2 separate regions of the Homo sapiens genome follow, and region 1 is linked to region 2. Evidence: chromatin contacts called from ENCODE Hi-C or POLR2A ChIA-PET data. All regions are on one chromosome and are shown on one strand. The core of a region is the stretch at or near the end of the contact, and the rest is flanking DNA. Distances in the headings are between cores, read along the strand shown.

The links. A loop is a pair of places that touch in the nucleus more often than their neighbours do. ChIA-PET counts read pairs that join two places held with the same protein, here RNA polymerase II (POLR2A). Pooled maps may share reads with other maps.
Region 1: a pooled map of heart left ventricle shows a loop between it and region 2 (2.0-fold over the local background). The contact joins the enhancer-like site here to the promoter of OIP5-AS1 in region 2. A Hi-C loop is called at or near these places in 2 of 168 maps with a recorded cell type or tissue (B cell and HepG2), 1 of 37 single-sample maps with no recorded cell type and 3 of 50 pooled maps. POLR2A ChIA-PET finds 5 or more read pairs at or near these places in 19 of 52 experiments (A549, BJ, Caco-2 and 15 more).

Annotation. Positions count from the first base shown.
Region 1 is chr15:41,247,319-41,251,275 of GRCh38, reverse strand. All of the region lies in intron 2 of CHP1 (calcineurin like EF-hand protein 1), which reads right to left. Among named protein-coding and RNA genes, the nearest start is that of CHP1, 18 kb to the right of the region's middle. RefSeq lists a silencer at 2,179-2,379. Within about 2 kb of position 1,380, at least 10 of the 41 ENCODE cell types and tissues checked have a DNase peak (open chromatin) inside an H3K27ac peak, as active enhancers do; they include HCT116 and PC-9, where a contact is called at or near this core.
Region 2 is chr15:41,280,232-41,283,946 of GRCh38, reverse strand. OIP5-AS1 (OIP5 antisense RNA 1) reads right to left here and starts at 1,250. Exons shown (of 5, transcript NR_152821.1): 1 at 1,229-1,250. It overlaps CHP1 (calcineurin like EF-hand protein 1), which reads right to left. Exons shown (of 7, transcript NM_007236.5): 7 at 2,060-3,715. RefSeq lists an enhancer at 321-1,062.

The DNA of each region.
Region 1 (3,957 bases), core at 131-2,630, 33 kb after region 2:
TCTGGGTATTGGTAATAATCAGTTTCTTCATCTGGAGGCTGGATAGTCTTCCCTTGGTGAAAATTTATCATGTCCAATGCTTTTGATTTGTGCACTTTTCTGTATGTTATACTTCAATAAAGTTTGCTTTAAAAACATCCTCTGGGCCAGGCACAGTGGCTCACACCTGTAATCCTAGCACTTTGGGAGGCTGAGGTGGGTGGGTCACAAGGTCAAGAGATCGAGACCATCCTGGCCAACATGGTGAAACCCGTCTCTACTAAAAATAAAAAAATTCACTGGGCGTGGTAGTGCACGCCTATAATTGCAGCTACTCTGGAGGCTGAGGCAGGAGAATCACTTGAACCCGGAAGCGGTGAACTTGGCTGCAGTGAGCCGAGATTGTGCCTCTGCACTCCAGCCTGGTGACAGAGCGAGACTCTGTCTCAAAAAAAAAAAAAGAAAGAAAGAAAGAAAGTCTTAAATATCTCCTCTTGATATTCTGAAATTTCATCTATATATATCTTATTGTGAAGTATTCTTTATTATTCATTGTTCAGCATTAGGTGAACCTTCTTAGACTAAAAATGGGCCCTTTAGCTGGGAAGTTTGCTTCTGTTCCTTTTTTTTTTTTTTGGTAAGAAACCTCACCTGGATTTTGTTCCTATTTTAAAAATTATTTCTTCTCCTCCTCTTTATTATTTATTTATTTATTATTTATTTATTTTTGAGATGGAATTTCACTCTTACTGCCCAGGCTGGAGTGCAATGGCATGATCTTGGCTCACTGCAACCTCCGCCTCCCGGGTTCAAGCGATTCCCCTGCCTCGGCCTCCCAAAGTGCTGGGATTACAGGCATGAGCCACTGCGCCTGGCCTAAGCTGCCTTTTTAGAAAAAACAATCTCTATGGCAATGGTAGAAATATCTTACCCAAAATAATGGCATCTGAAGAAAGTAAGGTTTATAAGGTTACAGTGTATATTTATATTCCGTGAAATATCAATCTGAAGAGATGGTCCATGTAAAAAGGCAGACAGGGAAATTGCAAATCAATTTGGCAAACACTTCTCCCTTGAATGTTCCCAATTCACCCAGGTAAATTAAAGATGTGGTGAAATCTAGTAATTAGGTAGCCTATTTAACCTTGTTGACCAAGGTTTTCACAAATTTTAGTCAATAACTTTTTGCTTTTTTTTTTTTTTTTTAACATAACACCTATTGATAGACCAAGGAATGACTGTTCTATAAAGCATGCTTCGGAGTGAGTCTCTGAAAGCACTCTGAAGAAGCTCCATTCTAACCAAAGCCTTCCACAGTTCTGCCTTATGTTCCACTGGAGCTGATCACTACAAAGGAATGCAGAATGCCCCAGACTGTACACTGTAGCCTCTCACTCTGCAGAATTTGGCTTCAGGCCCAGACATGGAGCACCTTGAAAGAGGAAAGTAAAAAAAAAAAAAAAAAATTGTTGAAGTGAAAATCTTTCTCCTAATAACTACAACTGCCTTCTTAAGGTGAAGGCGAGGCCGGGCGCAGTGGCTTACGCCTGTAATCTTAGCACTTTGGGAGGCCAAGGCAGGTGGATCACAAGGTCAGGAGATCAAAACCATCCTGGCTAACACAGTGAAACCCCGTCTCTACTAAAAATACAAAAAATTAGCTGGGTGTGGTGGCGGGCACCTGTAGTCCCAGCTACTCGGTTGGCTGAGGCATGAGAATGGCATGAACCCGGGAGGCGGAGGTTGCAGTGAGCCGAGATCGTGCCACTGCACTCCAGCCTGGACGACAGAGCGAGACTCCATCTCAAAAAAAAAAAAAAAAAAAAAAAAAAAAGAAGGTGAAGGCCAGGCATGGTGGCACACATCTGTAGTCCCAGCACTTTGGGAGACTGAGGCAGGCAGATGGTTTGAGTTCAGGAGTTCGAGACCAGTCATGGGGAACATGGCGAGACCTCCTCTCTACAAAAAATACAAAAGTTAGCCAGGCAGTGACACGTGCCTGTAGTCCCAGCTACTCAGGAGGCTGAGGTGGGAGGCTACAGTGAGCCGTGATGGTGCCACTGCAATCAAGCCTGGGCAATAGAGTCAGACCCTGTCTCAAAAACAAAAACCAAAAAAAGAAGGTGGAAGCTGTTCCAGGTAACAAAAGATTGGAAGCCACTTGTATTCGGATGAGCACTCTGATGGGTCCTGGAAACATCAAGACAGGCCTTAAGCTGAGTTTGGCAACAAAGGCTGGAGAGAACTGGATCATTCTACTAGAGAAGAGTTCCCAGTTAGGCCAACTCATTTCTAAGGCTAGAGGGGGTAGAAGAGGAGAGGGCTGAGAGAAGGGGAAGACAATTTAATCGGATGGCCACAGGCTAAGAAGATAATTGTCAGGAGGCACAGCCAGAGTGAAATCCCAGTAGTGGGTGGGTCTGACAAAACGATTTACATAAAATATATTACTCGTTTACTATGTGGCACATTATGTGGTACAATTGGCTAATTTCTTCTAGGTATTCAAGGTAGCTTGGTGCTTCTCTCATTTATTTTTATTTTTTGTAGAGACGGGGTTTCACTATGTTGCTCAGGCTGGTCTTGAGACTCCGGGCCTCAAGGAATCCTCTCACCTCAGCCTCCCAAAGTGCTGGGATTACAGGCATGAGTCTCCTCGCCCAACCTTTCTTATATTTCAATCCACACCATGATAGAGATCAAAGAACAGGTTTAAGACCTAGAGCTTTCAGGCCAGGTACAGTGGCTTATGCCTATAATCCCAGTACTTTGGGAGGCCATGGCGGGAGGACTGATGGAGCCCAGGAGTTTGAGACCAGCATGGGCAACAAGGTGAGACTGTGTCTCCACAAAAAATGAAAATAAAATAAAAATAACAGGAGAAGCACCAAGCTACCTTGAATACCTAGAAGAAACTATTCCATTGTACCACATAATGTGCGCTTTTTTGCTTTTTTGCTAAAAGTAAAAAGAAAAAAAAATTAGCCAGGCATAGTGATGCATGCCTGTAGTCCTAGCTACTTGGGCAGCTGAGGTGGGAGAACTGTCTGAGCCCAGGAGGTTGAGGTTGCAGTGAGCTGTGATGGTGCCATTACACTCCAGCCTAGGAGACAGAGTGCGACCCTGTCTCTTACAAAAAAAAAAAAAATATTGCCAGCATGGAGAACAGTGTCTGGCACATCATAGATAGTCAGTAAATACCTACCAAATGAGTGAGCTAGTCTGCTGGTTTTCCACAGGCTGTGAAATGGTAACTTACAGATTGAGCAAATCTTACTTAGATACTTATTTATTTATTTATTTATTTTATTTATTTATTTTTTTATTTGAGACGGAGTCTTGCTCTGTCGCCCAGGCTGGAGTATGGTGGTGTGATCTCGGCTCACTGAAAGCTCCGCCTCCCGGGTTCACACCATTCTCCTGCCTCAGCCTCCCGAGTAGCTGGGACTACAGGTACCCACCACCACTCCCAGCTAATTTTTTGTATTTTTAGTAGAGACGGGGTTTCACTGTGTTAGCCAGGTTGGTCTTCTCTTGACCCCATGATCTGCCTGCCTCGGCCTCCCAAAGTGCTGGGATTACAGGCGTGAACCACCGCGCCCGGCCCTATTTATTTATTTATTTTAAGATGGAGTCTTGCTCTGCTGCCCAGGCTGGAGTGCAGTGGCACGATCTCGGCTCACTGCAACCTCCACCTCCCGGGTTCAAGTGATTCTCCTGCCTCAGCCTCCCAAGTAGCTGGGATTACAGGCGTGCGCCACCACACCTGGTTAATTTTTTTGTATTTTTAGTAGAGACGGGGTTTTACCATGTTGGCCAGCCTGGTCTCGAACTCCTGACCTCAGCTGATCCACCCATCTCGGCCTCCCAAAGTGCTGGGATTACAAGAGTGAGCCACCACAACCGGCCAGAATTTTTTTTTTTTTTAAAGGCAGGATCTCACTGTGTTGCCCAGGGTGCAGGGCAGTGCTGCAATCT
Region 2 (3,715 bases), core at 1-2,500:
GAGTGTTTATTGGGCATCGTCTTGCTCGCGCGCGCTCTCCTTGCGTCGTAGGTTGGTTGGAATGCACGTCAATCAATAGCACTCGCCCCACTCTTTCGATCCGGATTGGGTCCCAGAATTGAGGTAACAGGGAGAAATGCTTTTGTAATTCAATTATTAAGAATGTAAAATTTCCGCCGTAGAAGCTGTACCACGTGGTAAGATAGTGTGGCTAGGCCGCGTGACTATTTTAAGCCACTGTTAGGTTAAACTGTAGTACTAATAATTTCATTCTCAGGCCCGAGGGTTTTTGTTTTGTTTTGTTTTTTGAGACAGAGTCTCTCACTGTCGCCCAAGCTGGAGTGCAGTGGCGCGATCTTGACTCACTGCAACCTCCGCCTCCCGGGTTTAAACGATTCTCCTGCCTCAGCCCCTCAAGTAGCTGGGACTACAGGCGCATGCCACCACACCCAGCTAATTTTTGTATTTTTAGTAGAGACGAGATTTCACTACGTTGGCCAGACTGGTGTCGAACTCCTGACCTCAGGTGATCCACCCGCCTCGGTCTCCCGAAGTGCTGGGATTACAGGCATGAGCCACCGCGCCCAGGCTTTTAATCCAGGGGTAGCACAACACCTAGGGAAAAAATTTAATGCTTCCAGTTTGTCTCTGTCTTTGACTCTTAAAGGGCCCAAACGTTGTCCGGCTGTTTACAGCTTTGGTCAATACAGGAGAGAAGGATTCGTCACTTTTCTGAAGGCCCTCCTGCATAGAGGAAACCTGCTGTAACTGGCAGTTTTGTTGTTTGCTACACCCAACTGTAGGGCATCCTTTCTTCTGCATCATTTCCCAGAGGGGCAGGTGTCAGGCCTCTGAGCCCAAGCTAAGCCATCATATCCCCTGTGACCTGCACGTATACATCCAGATGGCCTGAAGCAACTGAAGATCCACAAAGAAGTGAAAATAGCCTTAACTGATGACATTCACCATTGTGATTTGTTTCTGCCCCACCCTAACTGATCAATGTACTTTGTAATCTCCCCACCCTTAAGAAGGTTCTTTGTAATTCTCCCCACCCTTGAGAATGTACTTTGTGAGATCCACCCCCTGCCCACAAAACATTGCTCCTAACTCCACCGCCTATCCCAAAACCTGTAAGAACTAATGATAATCCACCACCCTTTGCTGAACTCTCTTTTCCGACTCATCCCACCTGCACCCAGGTGAAATAAACAGGCTTGTTGTTCACACAAAGCCTGTTTGGTGGTCTCTTCACACGGACACGTGACAGCAGGGAGGGTATACGTGGGGTGGCTCCTCTTCGGGGTTATGACAAGCGAGGCCCAGCGTAGGCAGTGTAGGTCCACTGTGCTTGCCAAACACCAAGAGGGCTGTCATCTGGGTGGATTCTTAGAAATGCAGATTCCTGGCCTGGCACGGTGGCTGTAATCCCAGCACTTTGGGAGGCTGAGGCGGGTGGATCAGCTGAGGTCAGGAGTTCAAGACCAGCCTGGCCAACATGGTGAAACCCCAATCTCTACCAAAAATACAAAAATTAGCCAGGTGTGGTGGCACGTGCCTGTAATCCCAGCTACTCAGGAGGCTGAGGCAGGAGAATTGCTTGAACCTGGGAGGCGGAGGTTGCAGTGAGCCAAGACTGTGCCATTACACTCCAGCCTGGGCAAGAGTGAGACTCCATCTCAAAAAAGAAATGCAAAGAAAAAGCCATGTAAAACCAGAGTATGTCACCGCTGAGGCTGCACATGAATGAGGAGGTGGGCAATTTAAGGAATGGACATATACTGGATTTTTAGGCTTTTTCTACATTTAAGGAGTCAGGGAGTCAAGAATAGAAATTGCGTCTTAGCTGGAATGAATGGGAAGTGGCCACGGCTGACAAAACCATGTCGAAGCCAAAAGTGCTGGCCCCTCGATGAATGTTTCCACTTCATATATCCAGGCAGCAGCAGAGTAGACTGCAGCTGACCGTACAGACATAAACTTGAGTAAGGGAGACACTGTGATTTCAAACTTGAAGGGACTAAGTTACATAAAATTCTTGTAAAATGGACAAAAGTTATTTTGTTTCAACCACAAGTATTTATTGATGGATCGAAGATACAATTTTAATGGAACAATAAGGCACAACCGTGGATTAAAACACTTTGCTATACAGCCAAAAGGGGGGAAAATCTATAACCTTAGGAACTTTATGCCAATCAAGAAGCCTCTAAAGTACCTCTCTAATAGATCAGTATCAGACATTCTTCCCTTTTACATAATTCCTATATTACATCACTTAATCATAAAATCTGACTGATACTTCATAAAGAATTCCTCATTCATTTATATTTGAGCCATCCAGCCTGGCTACTCCCCTGTTCTCCACCCTTTTCCATCACTTTGCAGTGGTATTTTTTAGCAATCTTCAATAGTTTTCCAAAGCAAGGAAACAAGCAAGCAAGCAATGAGTCAGAAAGTCAACCAAGGGCAGATGTGTGGCTAAATACACTCATAGAGACATACATTAGGATAGCAATAGCCTGATTCACTGAAGTCTAAACTAAGCTGACTTGGCAGAAAAGTTGCTGTGGCTCGCTCAAAGATCTGTAATGCCACCTTAGGTTGTGCTACTAGTGCCAGACCTCTTGTTTTTAAGGGATTAGCAGTGGTCTAAACAAGAAGCCAGGGAGCTAATGTAACCAGGCAGCTAATGACACAACAGTCAATGCTTTGGACATGTATTAGGAGCAGACTATGGCTTCCGTCATTAACATTTGCCAAGTGTAAAATTCATAAAGAATTTTGCGGCTGAGCACGGTGGCTCATGCCTGTAATCCCAGCACTTTGGGAGGCCGAGGCAGGAGGATCACCTGAGGTCAGGAGTTCAAGACCAACCTGGCCAACATGGTGAAACTCCCTCTCCACTAAAAATGCAAAAATTACCCAGGTATGGTGGCACACGTCTGTAATCCCAGCTACTTGGGAGGCTGAGGTGGGAGAATTGCTTGAACCCAGGAGGCAGAGGTTGCAGTGAGCCAAGATCACGCCACTGCACTCCAGCCTGGGTGACAGAGTGAGACTCCATCTCAAAAAAAAGAATTTTGTGCAAAACTTCAAGACACTAAGGAAACAATCTTTAAATATTTTGGACTGGGGCCAGGCGTGGTGGCTCACACCTGTAATCCCAGCACTTTGGGAGGCTGAGGCAGGCGGATCACGAGGTCAGGAGTTCGAGACCAGCCTGGCCAACATGGTGAAACCCTGTCTCCACTAAAAATACAAAAAATTAGCCGGGCATGGTGGTGCACACCTGTAATCCCAGCTACTTGGGAGGCTGAGGCAGGAGAATCACTTAAATCCAGGAGGCTGAGGTTGCAGTGAGCGATCGCACCACTGCACTCCAGCCTGGGTGACAGAGCAAGACTCTGTCTCAAAAAAAAAAAAAAAAAAAAAAAAAAATTTGGACTGGGATATTAGGCACTTCCGTAACACTAATATTTCTACTTGGAAATGTGAAGTGGAAAACATTCCAGTGCACATAACACTGAGGCATAAACCATGCTGCAAAGGTGTGAATGCATGAGGCTTTATAGGGTGCCCAGCCTCCTTATTAAATAAAAGCCATGAGAAAGTCCCTAGGCATATTGTCAGAGCAGCCATTCTGGTGGTAACGGTGTCCCCAAACTAAGCAAACCTGTAAGCATACTGCTGCTTTTTCAACAGTCAACATTGC